Regions from separate parts of the Homo sapiens genome. Here region 1 is linked to region 2. A link is a loop called in an ENCODE intact Hi-C map of the cell type or tissue named here. Cell type or tissue: ascending aorta. All regions are shown on one strand. Each heading gives the region's core, and the rest is flanking DNA. Links, peaks and the distances in the headings are about the cores only. Region 1 overlaps SEPTIN11 (septin 11). Region 2 overlaps SHROOM3 (shroom family member 3).

Evidence for each region. Hi-C counts contacts between places; a loop is a spot of excess contacts. Peaks named below come from ENCODE experiments on the same cell type or tissue, not always from the same donor. Only the 100,000 strongest peaks of a DNase experiment are listed, where the experiment ranks them.
Region 1: it touches region 2 in a loop (1.8-fold over the local background); 2 of 110 quality-filtered maps call a loop at or near these places.

Annotation. Positions count from the first base shown.
Region 1 is chr4:76,979,333-76,987,934 of GRCh38, forward strand. All of the region lies in intron 1 of SEPTIN11 (septin 11), which reads left to right. Among named protein-coding and RNA genes, the nearest start is that of SEPTIN11, 34 kb to the left of the region's middle. In ascending aorta, for the core only: CTCF peaks have their summits at 5,020 and 7,951; a DNase peak (open chromatin) is centred at 5,689; H3K4me3 peaks cover 1,742 bases; H3K27ac peaks cover 2,383 bases.
Region 2 is chr4:76,586,963-76,595,564 of GRCh38, forward strand. All of the region lies in intron 2 of SHROOM3 (shroom family member 3), which reads left to right. Among named protein-coding and RNA genes, the nearest start is that of MIR548AH, 16 kb to the left of the region's middle. In ascending aorta, for the core only: no CTCF peak of the experiment used is centred there; DNase peaks (open chromatin) are centred at 2,657, 3,449 and 6,929; H3K4me3 peaks cover 6,279 bases; H3K27ac peaks cover 7,341 bases.

The DNA of each region.
Region 1 (8,602 bases), core at 381-8,380, 390 kb after region 2:
TGCCTGGAATTTTGAGGATGAGTAGGATTTGACAAGTGGAGTTGAAGGTGGAGGCATGCTCTGTGCAGAGGTCGGTATGCTTTGAAAAGAGTCAGTTGTCCAGTTTAGTGTATGGGCGGTGGTGGACTTAGAATCTGGCAAAACTGGTTTGAATGCTGGTTCTGCCATGAATTGAACTTTAGTTTCCTTCTCTGTAAAATGGAGCCAATAGTATCTACTTCACAAGTTATAAGGATTAAATGGGAAGGTTTTTAAAAGGGCAAACAAAGGGCCAGGCATGGTGGCTCACATCTGTAATCCCAGCACTTTGGGAGGTCAAGGCAGGCGGATCACCTGAGGTCAGGAGTTCAAGAACAGCCTGGCCAACATGATGAAACCCCGTCTCTACTAAAAAATACAAAAATTAGCCGAGCGTGCTGGTGGGCGCCTGTAATCCCAGCTAGTTGGGATGCTGAGGCTGGAGAATTGCTTAAACCAGGGAGAAAGAGGTTGCAGTGAGCCGAGAAACTCCATGTCAAAAAAAAAAAAAAGTGGGGGCAAACAAGCACCCAATAAACATTATTTTCCTGATGGCTGGAGTGGAAGGAGGGACATATTGAGAAGCTTGAAGGGTAGACCAAGCATCAAGCATGGTGACCTTTGAATGCCTTGTTTGTTTTTGCTAAACCATACTTAGTATTGTGGTCTTTTCATAAATGTTTGATAAAATTGTTTTTTGATTGATTGATCTAGGGAAATGGCAGACCCCTCTTTTTTTGTTCTGTGGATAAGAAAGTGGTAGAGCCTGTTGCCTTTTTTCCTTCTCTGGGTATTTTAACCTTCATCATATAGGTACTCCCAGCAACTTTAAACTGATACTTTGAAAAGATAGTGATCTACTTTTCCACCTTGATCCCAGAATATGAGGTGAAGTATGAGGTACATTTATTGGTGCTCTGTTCTCCATGGGGACTAAAGCTTCACAAGTTTGTCTGTCCAAACACATCAGGTTTTACAGTGATTGTTTCTTGGGTGTTCATGCATGTGACTTGTGGCTGTCACACTGTCTTCTGAATTATTAATATCCGGGCTAAAGGGTGGATAGGAAGTGGAACTGAGAAGGAATCGTGGGGAATTGCTGCCAAGCCTTGTTTCCTTATATCGGTGGCTGCAGCTGCCACATTGCGCTAAACCCACTCCCGGTAATAAGCAACCTAAGTGTGTACATTTGGTGCAGTTGTGGCAAAAGAGGCTTAACTCTGTGTAGCCATGATTACAGTGAGATACGTGGTCTGACCCTCTCTATGTGGGAAGGGATTTGAGGCTTGGATTTTTCTCAAATTCAAATGGGAAAGTAGTTCTTGTTTTTGCCAGTGTAATCATCACTTATTTCCCTTAGCTTGCCATTCATTTTATCTATGTGAGTAATAATTATTCAAATGGACCATTAGGCTTTGGGAGTGTTTAATGGCAGCCACCTGGATCAGTGCCTAAGATTTTTGCTAATTCTGGTTTGTCTTTCACCCTGAGTCTCATTTAACTTCAGTTTTTCCTTCCTACAGATCGTATGGATTACAGCAAGGATCTCTTGCCAAGCTATAATCTTTCAAGTTTTGATTTTAGCTTAATGCTTCCCTGTAATCATGCTATCAAGACTGTCAGAAACATATTCCCATTCACATATCCCATACTCTTAATCTATCAATCTAGGACCATTGATGTGGAATTGGACCCGATCTTGCTGAGAAGTCTGGGCTGCTGACCCAAACCTTTTGTGCTTTGTGGTAACAACATGAGTAAAAATGTAACCTGTGCTCTTGCACATATTTTATCATCTCTTTTTGAGAGCTGATGGGATTTATAACGGATTGTTGTATGCAGTTGCATTTTCCCTGTGTTCTACTTGGGCCCTACTTGATTATTCAGACATATCAACATGATGATAATGATAAAGAAAATGGCTCTTTAAGAGACATTTTTAGTGGACAATGGAGGGGGTGGAGAGGACTGTGGGAACATTCTTGTGAGCTGCAGCATGTGAAAAGGTTTGTTTTGCATTAACTGATCAAGACAAGAAAGCCAGCATATAAAATCTTCTATCAATAGGAGAACTTTGAGAAAAGAGGAAAATTGTAATACAGCCTCTTGGGTCTGCTTTCCTAAGCACAACAGTATGTGTGAGAAAAACTCTAAACCAACTTTCTCTTACACCTAGGTGGATGCTTCTACAATGTGCAGTTAACTTTCTGTAAGGCAGAAAGTTGTCTCTGCTAGTGGGAGTATTTATTGATTTATTAGGGGTTATTTGGTCCTATTTTTTGAGAAGGAGAACAGAGTAAGGAAGGAGTAAGAAAGCTTTAGCTTGATTAGAATGGCTGAACTTGTAGCGGTAACAAATAGAGTCTGTTTATTAGCTTCTCTGCAAGATATGCATTTTTTTTTTTTTTCATGCTCTGCAGAAGTTTGCATCAAATAGCTTACCATTTGGATGGTTGCCCCAGCTGGTAATCTGGGTTAAAACCTTGACTGAGGCAATTCTATACTCATGATCCCTTGGTGTGCTGGTCTGGTGGGAAGATATGTTTGTAAGTACACTAGGGAGTGGGAAACAGAAAAGTCTTTCATGACGTGGCTGCTCAGTGATTGTTTCTAGATCTCTCCCCCAAGTGACACTCGAATACTTAGTAGCACATCCTGGGCATAATGCTCCCCATTTAAGGACTATTTCCAGTAAACTGAAAAAGAATCAGTTTTAAAGTCTTACATCCTCTACTCTTAGTTTTCCTAGTTCATTGATTTCCCTGCCCTTTGGGCCTCTTTCCTTTTCCTGCTGCCTTCCTTGATAGATTCTACCTCTTTCTTTCCATCCATCTCCATTCCCTTTCTGCAACTATTCAAATCTTTTTTTTTTTTTTGATTGAGATGGAGTCTTGCTGTTGCCCAGACTGGAGTGCAGTGGTGTGATCTTGGCTCATTGTAACCTCCGCCTCCTGGGTTGAAGCGATTCTCCCACCTCAGCCTCCTTAGTAGCTGGGATTACAGGCGGGTGCCACCATGCCTGGCTAATTTTTGTATTTTTAGTAGATACGGGGTTTCACCATGTTGGCCAGGCTGGTGTCAAACTCCTGGCCTCTAGTGATTGCCTGCCTCAGCCTCCCAAAGTGTTGGGATTACAGGCATAAGCCACCACCCCCGGCCCAGATCTTATTTCATCTTACCATAACCTAGGGCAAAACTGACCTGCTTTAAGAGAGTTTTACATTTTTGCTCTGGTCCACATTCATCTCCATTGTCTAACCCTGTAATCTTTGTAGTATATTTCATCATGAAACATTTCAAAATCATCTTCCATTTTACCTCAATAACTTATCTCCCTAATAAGACTCAAATTCCTTAAGAATCTTTTGTATTTCCTAGAATTCTTGTTACAAACACAACACCTAAACATTTGCAGTTTACTTTCATTTTTGGAAGGCTTCCTCCAAAGGCTAGCTAGTTTGTGGTTAGCTGCCCTTATCAGATTCAGTGTAAAAGGTTTGCCTTGGTAGCCTGAGAGGGATCTAGTTTACCATGCTTTTACTAATATCTATCTTTTTTCTCCTGGAGACAGTTGTGTGTTTTTTTTGTTGTTTTTTGTTTTTGTTTTTTTTTTAGCTGGGGAAATGCCAATATTCATTATTATATCTTATCCTAAAGTTACACAGGAGAAATAGGGATGTTGAAATAATGTATACTTTGGTAGGCAGAATCCGAAAATGGCCCCAAGATCCCAGCCCCCTGGTGTACACGCTCTGCATAATCCCCAGAACTTGTGAATATCACTCCCACAGGTAGGTTATGGCACAGCTGTCGTTTAGAAATGGAGATTGACCTGGGTGGACCTTACCTCATTAAGCAGTCCCTTAAAAGGGACCAGACTGTTCCTGAAGAAGGATATTTGACATGTGAGAGGGACACAGGGAGATTTTTCATTGCTGACTTTGAAGACAGAGGTGACCTCGTGGCTTGGAACCGTCAGTGACTTTTTGGAGCTGAGTGCAGCCTCTGACAGCGAGTAAGGAGAGAAGGCCCTCAGTCCTACAGCTGCAAGGAATTGAGTCTGCCCACATCTGGAATGAGCTTGGAAGAGGGTATTTCCCCAGAGCCTTGAGAGGACAACCTCCTTAGCTTGGCCCACACTTTGATTTCAGCCGTGTGATAACCCAGGCAGAAAGTCCAGCTACACCATGCCCAAAGTTGTGACCTATGAAACTGACTGCTAATAAATGGATGTTGTTTCAAGCCACTAAATTTGTGATAATTTGTTATATGGCAGTAGAAAACTAGCACATGCCCCACATTTATGTAAACAACCCCTATTCCATCCTGATATTGTTTTATCCAGGGTTGAGATTAAGACACAGTAGAACTCTTAGAGGCCAGGTGTGGTGGCTCATGCCCGTAATCCCAGCACTTTGGGAGGCCGAGGCAGGCAGATCACAAGGTCAGGAGTTCAAAACCAGCCTGGCCAACGTGGTGAAACCCCGTGTCTACTAAAAATACAAAAATTAGCTGGGCGTGGTGGCAGGTGCCTGTAATCCCAGCTACTCGGAAGCTGAGGCAGGAGAATTGCTTGAACCCTGGAGGCGGAGGTTGCATTGAGCCGAGATCGCGCTATTGCACTCCAGCCTAGGCGACAGAGCAAGACTCCATTTCAGGGAAAAAAAGAAAAGAAAAAAAGAACTCTTAGGAAGACTTGAGGATTTTGGCCATAATTGTTTAGTAATATTTGTAGAGCAAGACCAGATGTTAATTGGTATGTTTATTTCCTCAATATGTATCATGGTTTTGGTCATTTCTGGTATAATTCCTCAATTTTCAGGTGCTGGAAATGTGTCACTGGACTCAGATGTTCTAGGTCAGCCTGGATTAGGAACTGAACATGCCTTGGGAGGAGAAAGCAGCCAGGTTGTGACTAGGGGAAACAGCCCTGGTGCTTTTGTTCATGACTTGCTTGGAACTGGATTGGATTTTTTTTTTTTCTTCTCTCACAGAGACTGCCATCACATGGCCATTACTGTAACTGAAAATCCCCTGCCTTTTCAGAAAGGCACAGAAATATATGGTATCTTTCAGAAAGGAAGTGGCTAATTTATATCCGGTGATAGAAATGGTGGCATCGGGAAGGAAGCGTCCCATCCATATTTCATTATTTGCTGATGAATGCATTCAGTGAATAGAAATAGATGAACTGAGCCACAATATTTCTCAAACAGGAAATACTGAGGAATAGATGTGTGAATATGAGTAGCACAGGACATAAAAAGTTGAGGAAAAAACTTCCAACTGCTTTGAGCCTCTTAATTCTATTTGACCTCCTATTCGTCACTGTTTTGAAGATATTCCATAGGATAAAGACAGGGCAGGAGGGACAAAAATGACCCAAATAAACAACAGTGAGACAAGTGGGTGGTTTTATGCTCTGCAAGAGACGTGATATGTCTTAAATGGAACTGGGTTGTTTGGGACCCACTGGACAGCAAGAGGGTTTTGAAATGGTTTATGACCTCTTCCCCACTTCCCCGCTTGCTTTGCTCATTAGTGTTCCTAGGTGGCTGCTGGGTGACGGGCTTTTCATCATCTCTGATGTGGGCCAGTGCGAAAGAGCAGCTGCAACATCTGTTTCTAATTGGGTCGTGCCTTTATAAATACTTCTTGCCTATTTGTCACATTGCTTCCCTCCCACCCTGTCTTCCTTGGAGTACTGCAGAATCTGTAAGCGTCCCTGGAATGCACACGTGGACCTTGTCATTCCCAAACAGACTTTCTGCTGGTCAGCACTTTGTAATGTTCGGCTGTTACAGGCATTAGTCACTTGTGCTCAGAGAGAGACTGTGGTCTTTGGAAACTGAAGAAAATGTCTTTTTTGTTGTTGTTAATTCTTGGCATCCAGTTAGATTTAACTTCTCAAGAGTTTACACAGACTTTTAGAAAAACATTCTGTCTCTAAGAAAAAAGTGCTCTAGCTTTGTACAGTTTTTGGATTTTCACACTTGGTGGTTGTTTGCTGAAATGCTGTTTTGCTAGTGATTCCCCTCCTCCCCCTATCTGGGGTTGTAAGCAGCTCTGGGGCTCTGTTCACTTCGGATACCTGTTTCTGGGGACTGCTTTTCAACAGCGTTTTTCCTAAGGGCATATGAGAAATTTAATTTCTGATGGAATGAAGGTGAAACTCTAGTCCCAGGTAAACCTGGGTAGGCTGTAGAGACAGAAAGGGGGCTGCAGGTCTAGGTGGAAGAACGAGAACGAATGCAGCATGGTATTTCCAGGCCTTTTAGATTCGGCTTCATCCACAACCAATGTGAGTTCTTATCTGCAAAGCGGGCCTAAGTGTAATGGAGGGAAGGTGGGCCAGGCACCAGGGTCCTGGGTTCTCCCGCGCCTCACTCTGTCTCCACCTGGCCCATGCATAAAGAACACTAGTCAAGTAGCCATTGTACCTGTTTCCTTATCTGAAAATGAGAAGGTTGGAGAGTATGACTTCTGTTGAAACAACAAGGCGCTTACAAATTTTGGTGAAGTCGAATGAGGGCAGCGTTAAGAGAAATATCAAAGTTAGTCATTGGATTTCAGGGCTTAGGGATGGAAACCAGCTGGTAGTAGACTGGTTGTAGTTATGTCCAAAGGGCAGAGTGGGAAAAATTTGGCCGAAAAGAGTGTGGTGGGTGACCAGCAAATGTTAGAGGTATACATCAGGGCACAGAGGAGAAAAGCTAACATGATACTGATGACTTCAAGTCTTCACTGTCCAATTCAGAGGATAGGGGAGGGTTTAAGCTGATTAAACAGTGGGCTTTTTTTCTCCTGCAAGAGGGTGGAGGTCTATAACTGTGCAGATTTTATCAGATGCATGCTAATACATGTTATTCTGGGGGACTCTCTTATACCTTGAAGTAGACATTGCTGCTATTTGGCGTGAAAAAAATAGGAGGACTTATTTGAATTGAGAATGGGGATAGGCTGAGTTCCACCGAGATGTTGGCTTAGAGATGCCTGGGCCATGCTGTACAGTAGGAAGCCCAGCAGAGGAGATTGGGCTGTGTGGGTCATGACAAAGGGAGTTGTTAGCTTATGGTTGGCTATTAAAGTCATGGGCAAGGATGGGCAAGAAAAGTGTGTAAAATGAGCTGACAAAAGATAAATATGTTAATTAATTCTTTACAACAGCCCTGTGAGAGAATGTGTCTTAAAGCTGACAAAACTGAGGCAAAGTTAAATACCCTAGGTCACACAGCTAAACTATGAAAGAGGTGCTCTTGTCTTGACTTCACATGTTGGGCACCTTCCACTACACTTTTCCACTTTTCCGATTCCTCCTGTCACTTTCAACATGACTTGGTTCTACTATTAGAAAAATTAAGTTCTCCTATTTTACTCTGTTAACCTACCTATTAGCTACAATAAATATTGTGGGCTTACCTCCTCAAAAAAGATCTTTATTTAGTATTATTGTTATTGATGTTCCTGGATTTTAAAAATCTTATATATTTTCTATTATAAAACTACAGCTTTTTTTTCTTTTGTAATAATTCAAATGTTACAGAAACAAAACAATTAAAAGGTAACATTTCCCGAAAATCTTACCAGCCCCAAAGAAAACCCCCACACGGCATTAATTTTGTAAGGATCTGGAAAAGCAAAATGTGTTCCTCTACTGGGAGTCTTCTGGAGAAAGTTACTTGGAGATAGCACTTGGAATTGGGACAATTATTCAGTATTAATCAAGTGCTTTTTTGGTTATATGATATGTTTTCCAGAGTGGCTCCCTGGGTTTGGCATTCTGAGCTTATCTACCTGGCTTTGTGACCTAGGGGCTGGCTCCTGGATGCTCCTCCTTAGTCTCAGCTTCCAGCTGGGCCGCACTGAGAAGTTGTTCTTTCCTTGTATTACCATATGGTTTTTCTCTTAACAGTTCCTCACTGCCGCCTGGCGCTCTCTGTTCTGCTGCTTGTGTGAGACAATTTCCTTGGGGGTTTTCTTGGCTCTAGGCATGGGATTTCATGGTATAGATGACAAGCAGAGTAGCAAATGTTGTTCAAATCATCTTTAAAGAATGCAATTCTCATTGGTAATGAGATGGTCCAGACATTTTATATTATGAAAGTTACCCCAGCAATGCTTAGCTTTGAAAGCATCCCGATGCTGGCTTCATAGCTGTGGTTTGGGTCAAAACTTTGCATTCCAGTGTTTTCCCTTTTGCATGAGAACTAAGGGCGTTTCCCATCTTCCCATTAACCTTCTTTTTTTAAAAGAGAATGTGAAACCAATTCAATACTTTCTAGAATGCAGTCAGATAAGAGTGTGTATCTACAGAAATGATTAATCAGGGTACTTAAATAAAACTTACTTTGCGGACAGTTCGTGAGGCCAGAATTTCTCCAGATACTGGGAGGTGGCTGGTGGTCAGTCAAAGATTTTGTGTGCGAGACAGCATGTTCTTTTCTTTACCTCTCTTCAGCTCAGAGGCGTCTGTACTACTGAAATAGGACCTCAGAAAAAGACATGACCTAAGATGAAGGGGTATGTACTTCTTCTCTTTTCCAAGTGGGTATTCTGTAAGGAGAAAAGACAGAGCTCAAAGGAG
Region 2 (8,602 bases), core at 195-8,194:
GTGAATCAATGAATTGCACTTCAACAGCAAAATTGGATTGTATTGATTGGTTGGCTCACTCTTCTCATCCTTTATGTTTCAGAGAAGGTCGGATTATAAATGCAAGCACCTACATTTAAGCAACAGTTGAGATGCTTAAGAACGTGCTTCTGTGTGATTCTGATTAATCCTTAACTATGCTCTGATTTCATTTTACTTGTAAATCAATTGACACATACTTCAGGGACCATCCTGTCTTTTCTCTGGGGTTGCTGTCACCGTATTTGTAACTTGAGGATTTAATAATTGAAGATTGATAAAAAAGACTGGTGGTTTGGGACTAGTGTTTTCACCCTGTCTGTTTTGTTGTGATAGGAAGGAAGGTAATTTTCCCTTGGATTTAAATTTTTTTCATTGAAAACATTCTGAAAATGGGTAAAGTTCTCTTTATAAATCTAAAGAGGTTCTGAGACTACTTTTCCCACCTCATTAATTTCAAGGATGTAAACACCTTCATGAAAGGAAGGTGTTTACCCATTCTCAATGATTCTGTTCAAGTGATAAACAGCAATAGGGCAAACAGGTCATTCAAAATCTGTGCTAATCATCCTCAAGTGTGTTTTTTCTTCCAATGATTACAGCCAGTTGGAGTTTTCCATTTTTTTCAGCAGTTAGCTAAAGTGTCTTTATAAAAACATTTTCCTATAATAAAATAACACATTAGTGACATTTAATATAAACATAAAAATTACTGCTTTGATGAATAAAAGCACCAGAAATGGCATTACCCATCAGATGAAATATGATCATCACACAAGTCTACAGCAATCACTTAAAAATATAGTGTATATGCAAGTGATTTTAAAATATGGATCCATAGGTAGGTAGACACAAAGTGAATTTATAAATGTTGAAGTTGTTAAAGAGAAATGAACATTGGAAAGCTAAATAGATATTGAACATTTTTATATTTCAAAAATCTACCTTCGGTTATGAATTACAACCTAGAGAATATATAAATCAAAGGTAATTTCCTGAGTTAAGTGTAAATCATTTTTTGTATGGAGAGGGATAAATACCCTCATCTTATTCCCTAATCTTAGCCCTAATCATTGTCTTCCATAAAAACCCCAGTATCCTAAAAAGGTACAGAAAGGAAGAGGAGAGAGCTGGTTGAAAAACTTCTTAACAATACTTAAAAGTAAACAAAGTCACAAACCCCACGTTTCATATTAAGAGTGTAGAAAGCCCTTGTTCAGGTCTGCAGAGTACCAGGGCACTCCAAATATGTAATTTAACACATTCATTAATAACTATGATAAATAGATATTTTATTCCAAGAACAATATCATTAGAGAGTTAGATTGGAGGGCAAGGGGATTAAGTATCTTAAGTTTATTGTTTCCCGAGTGACCATTTTTAAAAGCCTCCTTCCAGGAACTGTGGAATGCCTGCCAGGCTCCCTGACTGCTGTCTGGTGAGGGTCCCTACTGGTGCTGTGGACAGCACAATACACAATGGGGCACAAGAAAGCCACGCAGCCTCCCCCTCCTAGACACATGCTGTGCACCCCCTTGGCTCTGCTTGGAAGGTTCAGCTCTGCAAATGGAAGGTTGCAAACATCAGACACCTTCTTTCTGTTTCTGTCTCTCTCCCCTTCTTCTCCCCACAGTGTCCAGCCTTGGCCCCTGACTTTTCCTGGGGTTGGGGAGGCCTGTAGGTTCAGAAGCTGAGCAGCTGGGTGAAGACCTCCCTTAGCTCAATGTGCTCTGGCCATAGGGAGCAGACAAGCAAGCTGAGTTTGGGTAGCCCTAGACACATGGAAAAAGAAACAGCTTCCTCACCTCCACCCCTCCATAGATGACTTCATTAAAATGTCGCTGGTTAATAGGGAAAAGGTAGCACTCCTTGTTAGGCCAAACCCCTAAAAGGCATGTTTTTTAGAAAACAAAAAATAAACAAAAAAAAAATCCCCAGCAGTCTTAATGATCACATTTTGGTGACGGGTGGGAAGGTATACTTTCATACAAATGGATGATTTTGGAAGGCATGAACCTAAGCTGTCTCACACAATTTTGCTTCTTAGTTGGACTGACTGGTTTAAAAAATGAAGCCCAAATGATAGCCGCAGAGCGGTATGGGTGGCATATCATCTGATCCCATTGAGATAAAAGCTCTCAACAAACTTGTGTGAACCAAAACTGATAGAATGAGTGATGTTCCACAAGTGATCAAGAGACTCCTAGCTGGGTGCGGTGGCTGACGCCTGTAATCCCAGCACTTTGGGAGGCCAAGGTGGGCAGATCACCTGAGGTCGGGAGTTTGAGACCAGCCTGACCAACATGGAGAAACCCTGTCTCTACTAAAAATACAAAATTAGCCAGGCTTGGTGGCGCATGCCTGTAATCCCAGCTAATCGGGAGGCTGAGGCAGGAGAATCGCTTGAACCCAGAAGGCGGAGGTTGCAGTGAGCTGAGATTGTGCTATTGCACTCCAGCCTGGGTGATAAGAGTGAAACTCTGTCTCATAAAAAAAAAAAAAAGAAAAAAGACTCCTGGCATCAGTCACTGAAGGAGGACTTTGCTTCTGCACTGGAAGCCTGGCTTTAAAGCAAAAACTCTGGTGTTGGAATGTAAATGAGCCCCACCCTGGGAAGCTATGGCTGCTCAGAAACACTTGGTTTTTTCCAAGTACCAAAGCTCCCTAGTAAGCAGTAGAGCTACCAGTAGACTCTGCCCACTAAAACATGTGTTCCACATTGCCCATCAGCCCTCCAGGGGCGGGGGTCCCAGCAATCAGCCTCTGAAGGGAATCTCCAAGTTCTTCCCTTATCTTTACTCTCACAGCAGTGGAGGCACAGTCTCAGTGACCTGATACTTATGCATTTATTTCTCAGTTGTTTATTAATCGTGGATCATTAGTTCTTCCATCTGAGGTAGGTCATATATCATTATCCTAGTGTGGAAGAGAGAGAGAAAAAGAATGAAATGGAAGAATTTGTCCAACACTACCAAGAAGTTAGTGAGAAATTAGAACCTCAAATACCATGCGGTTCTCCTTCCCTTTTTGTCTTTCTGTCAAAACGGAAATCAGGGATCCTTAAACCTTTCCCTGAGCAGTTCTCTCTGGGCACTAAAATGCTTCAGGCCAAAAATATGCTGGTTCTCTTAACTGGATCACTCTGTGACTGAAAGAGAGAGCATTAAAACAATGAAATGAATTGGGTGTGTGCTCACCTGAACAACTCAAAACCCCAGCGGGTTGCTGGTAAAGTTTTCCTGAAGCCTAAATTGAGGACAGCACCCTCTCTCCTCTGGCTTTTTCCTAGAAAGACCTGATCATTTAGTTTATAACAAATTTCAACCCTGGCCCCTTGACCAGGGAGGCCAGTTGCGGGTGAGCCGTCTGAAGGTGGCTGGCCTGCATTGCCTCCGAAGGTATTTCAGGAATGTTAATGGTATGCCTGAGTGGAGGCCGCAGAGCTCCGAGCTCAGGCCTGAGAACTGTTCTTGTGGCCATCTGTTGTGGCCCAGGAAGTCTCATAGCAACAGCTTCTCAAGAATGGTGCTTTTTTTTTTTTTTTTAATTAAAATTAACTCACACAAAACCAAAAAACTGCTCCACTGCTCAAGAAGAATCAGGACAGCATTCAGATTTTTTCTACACAGTGATGAGTTTTTAAGGAAGAAAAGCCCCCGCATCCTACATTCCTGTTCTTTAAATGAGCAATTTGTACTTGGTGTTGAGGTCTTAATTTTTTTTTTTTCTCCCCCGGGGTAGAAGTCTTTCTTTGGAAAAGAATGGAGGTGAAAACAAGTTTCCAAGGCTGTGGAGAAAATAGTCAGCAAAAATATGGTTAGGAAAAAAGTGGTCAGTTTTTTTGAGATTTTCTTGGTATTTGTTGTTCTTAGCGATCCTGTCGGCAGCTGCATTTTTCCCCCTCTGTAATAATGTGAGCTTTATATGCCTGGCTATTTAGTTAGTGAAATGAACTTCAGACAAAGACACTAATTTTACCATGATGATGTATGCCCTCCGGTATGAATATCGAATCTGTGCAACAGCTGACCTCAGAAAAATAGGTAGGGAAAGTAATAATTATAGTTTCATATTTTTTCATTGATGAGACATTAAGTTAGTCATTTACAAAAACTGAGGTTTTTCCTCAGGATAGAAGATACTGTAAAATGATAAATACATGAAGCCTGGGCAGGCATGCCAGACAGAGACAAAAGAATTCTATTCTGTTCCGCATTGTACCCCTTACCAGGCTATTTCAGGAAGGCACACGGCCTGTCAGAGCACAGTGCCTCATCTGCAAATCTGATTCCTGCATTGTTAAGGAGGTTAAATATAATCACCTAAAAGGAACTTGGGAAAAGATCCTTGAATCTGAATGGCGTCTATAAAGAAGTATTATACACTGTCATTCTTGCTGTGGCACAACCCTGGGAAAACATTTTCATGAGAACTTTTAGATCTCCTTCACTTTTTAGTTTGGCACACTTCCCTCAAGTTTTGTGACATGAAATTTCCCAGAAGAGTCGCAAAATATTCCAAGTGATTTCTGACTATTATTACATAATTCCTGAATATGCAACACACTTGGAATACTTCTTTATATTCTTGATTGGTAGTGTGTATTGCTACTTATATATTATTCAGATGTAATACATTGCCCTTAGTAATGGCGCCAACCTCTATTTACGTGTTATTTAGATCTATTACATTGCCCTTAGTAATGGCGCCAACCTACCCGGAAAGGGATATGTACTTCAAGTTTTGTTTCTGAAACACAGGTTCCTAATGACGTTTTTCTTTCTATAAAGTCCTGACTCATACCCTCTTTGTGCATATTGCCTCCCATATAAAATATAACCACCACATATTTAGGAAGTGCCTACCATGTATCAGCTGGGTTTCTAGGTACCGAGTTTGGAGCTGTGAATAAAAGTAGACAAAAATTCTGGCACACAGTCTAGTCAAGTGACACAGGTAACAAGTCAGATAACACAAAAATAAGTCAATTGTATTATAGGCTAGAAAATGATAACTGCTATGGAAAATACATAAAGCAGAGAAGTACATCATATAATGGCAGAGAGCGTATTGCAATTTTTTAGGGGGTGGTGGAAGGACCTGCTAAGAAGATGATATTTAAAAGAAAACTTGAAAGAGGGGAAAAAATGAGCCTTGAAGGTTACCTAGGGAGCATTGCTGACAGAGAGAAGAGCATATGCAAAGGCCCTGGGGCAAACGTGTTTGGGAAAGAGCTGGGAGGCCAGTGTGGGTGGAGCAGAATGTGGCGGGGCAGAGAGACAGTGGGTCACTGGGAGGCAGTTAGCTTTTACTCTGAAAAAATCCTAGGAGAACTTGCTTCACAGAGCAGTTGTGAGCATTAAATGAAATAATTTGTGTAAAGCCTTCTATAGAGTGCCTAGCACACAGAAAATCTTCGGTACTTGTTAGCTGTCATCCATTTGCTTATTATTACCACTACATAGTCTAGGATTTAAGGATGGAATGATGTGAGCACACAGCACAGAGCTTTGTTCTGATCAAAGTTAATTGTTTCTTATGAGAATTAAACTCCCAACCTTGGCCTCTTAAACATTAAATTCTATCAGCTAAGAAGGTTCCAAGTCTATATCGTCACACGTACAGAGAAAAAAAGCTTGCTTTTAAGAAATTGGCCCTGACTAAGCTAAATCGTTGTTTCCATTTTGAAAGTACCAAGTCCATGCTCTCTAGGGACAGGTGTATTTTGAGACATTTGCTTCCAATTTCAGCTACAAAAGTCTTATTGAATTCCACTGAATTCGCATGATCTCACAACGTACTCATGTTTGAGTTCTGATATCAATTCCCTTTTCTAGGCAGCAGGATTCGAGGTAGGGAGGAGCATATTGCAGATATAATGAAAATAAGGAGTCAATGTGCTTTTCTTCTCCCCACAGTCCAGAAGCAAGATTACCTTTTGAGGCACTTCAGTGACCCTTTCTTAAAATGATCTTCCTGGACACCCCTTTGAATGTCTAGATTATGCTGATCTCCTTTGAACCTGAGGGACTTGGGTCATAACTTATGTCGAGTGATGACTAGCTCAGGAAATTAGAACAAGACAGGGAATCCTTTTCTCCAAGCATATGAAGACCATCATTTAGAGTCAGGGATATTCTTGCTCTAGAACCACCATAAGTGATTTGGGAGCAACAAAAGGAATTATTGATGATAACTAGAGATGCTGAATGAATGAAAAGATCTGTCTAAAAATGTGCACCTTCATCACTGGAAATGCTTCAGGAGAGGCTGATTAATCAATCAATAGTCAGAGGGGTTTGAGTTTATCCACACGACATACTAAAAGAAGCCCTTTGGGGTTAAGAAATAACCCCTAGAGGATTTGGCATCCTACCAGAGATCATGTAATTAATGACCCAGAAAGGTACCATGTTTTTACCTCTTCAACCCAAAGACAGTAAAGAACACAGATGATATAATTTAATATAAATCTGAAAGAATGATAAAACCACCCACGATGACTGGCCCTGTTATTTATTTAGTTGGTCAAGTTCTAATATTTTGGCTTCACAAGTTCCACTATTTTTGATGACATGTGTTGTATATTTTTAGTTGTAAATCAGTAATCTTTATGGCATTCCTCTAATTAGTAAGCAAAGTAAACTCTTTTTAAAAATTTGGGTGAGAACTTGACTTCTAAGATCCCTTCCAAATTTGTGCTTCTGCTTCATCCTTCCAAGATCTGCTTATTAAAAACCAAATTCTTCAGGAAAAGTCACCTTAGTTTAGGAATTCTGAGAGCCAGAAGCAACTGATTGTAGAAGCCCTATTTCACTTAGGGGCAGTGGCTAGTGGAGTCATTTTCTTGCAGTGTCACCATGGTCCTGGTGCCCGGAACCCCAGTTCCCAACACCGATGATGCTGTGTTCCTGTTTGCAGTTTCCAATATTGTCACATCGCTACTGCTGGCTGCCAGGTTGCTCGGTTATGATCAGTGGGCAGAGTGGACTGGAGCTGTTTTTTCTTTTGGAAAAACATTTCTGCAGTACTTATTACATTCTCAGTGATTTGCAAAAATGCTCTCTCTCTTAACCCAATGACAGAGCTACAGTTTTTGTTCCCATTTAACAGGTTAAACAATTGAGATACAGGGAACTAATCCAAAGTCTCACAGTGACAGGGACTTGAACCCAGGTCATCTGTCAACAGAGTCTGTGCTCTTAGCTGCTACATTGGATTTCTCATCCACAAAATGTCTAATCCTATGTGCTCTTTTTATTTGTTGTAGCTCTCCTGTTGATTCAGAGGGAAAACTGATATGGCATATTATTACACTTTATTGCCCTCTGTGAGGGCAGAGAACATAACCTATTGATACCAGTGCCTAGTGTAGCGCCTGGTGCATGCAGATACTCAAATATTTGTTGACTGAGTGAGGGAGTGAGGGTGTGACATGAATAAACAATAGTAAGGCCATAGAAATGCCATCCTAGTCTCAAGAGTCACAGAGATGTATGTAATCGCAGGATGTCACTTACATAAAAACTTTAACTTTGAAAAGTTAAAAAACATAAAATTAGAGGTGAGGACATCATGGGACAATTACAGTGTTTGAACCAGTGTCAACAATTTCATCCCTTGTTAGGCACTCATTCATAGTTTAATTAATAAATCACATTGCATTGGAAGTGTAGCTCCAAAGGACCCTGATGTCAGACTAACACCTGCTATGTGACAATTGGGGAGGGAACAGGGAACCATTGGAACGCCATGAATTCCACTAAATCAGTGCAAATCTGGATTTGGTGCATTTAACAAATGGACATTGAGACTCACAGATTTGTTATGGAGTAGAGAAAGGAAGCCTGAATCTTGACAATGCCAGTATCTAAGGGAACATTTGGGTGTATTGAACATAAACCCACTAAGACCAACTCAAATAAAAAGAGATGAAGATATCAAGATATGAAGGAAGCTTGTGAAATCCAACTATAGGAAGCCAGGAACACCTCAACATTAACTTAGTGGTGAAAAGCTCTTAGAGTCAGAAGGCCTGCATGTGAGTTCCAACCTTGGCATTGCTGAATTTGTGACCTTGGATAAGTTACCTCATATTTCTGAACCTCATTTACTTGTCTAAAAAGAAGGAATAATCAAAGTTTCTACCTTGTTGTGTTGTTGTGTAGTTTCAGTGAGATAATACATATAAAGCACTTGGAACACTGCCTGACACGTAATAGGAACTCAGTAACCATTAACTCTTATTATTATTTAGAAAGTAGGCAGCTATTCACTTTCTTTTTGGATTACATAGTTGTTCATTTCAGCTGACTTTGAACGTCAGTTCCATTGCTCTGTCTGCAGACTGGCTTTCTGACAGACATGGTGCCAGGGTTAATTTAATGGCATGGTGATGTCATCAAAGCTCCAGGTTTGTCTGTGTTTTCATTCTGCCACCCTTAGCATGATGATTTTCTTCCTTACATTTGTTCCTCATGGTTGCAAGGTGTTTGCTGCAGCTCCAGGCATCACGTCCTCACAGAGTCTTGTCCAAACAAGGGAAGGAGTTCTAGTTTTGTGTATTTCATCAAGAATGAGAAAT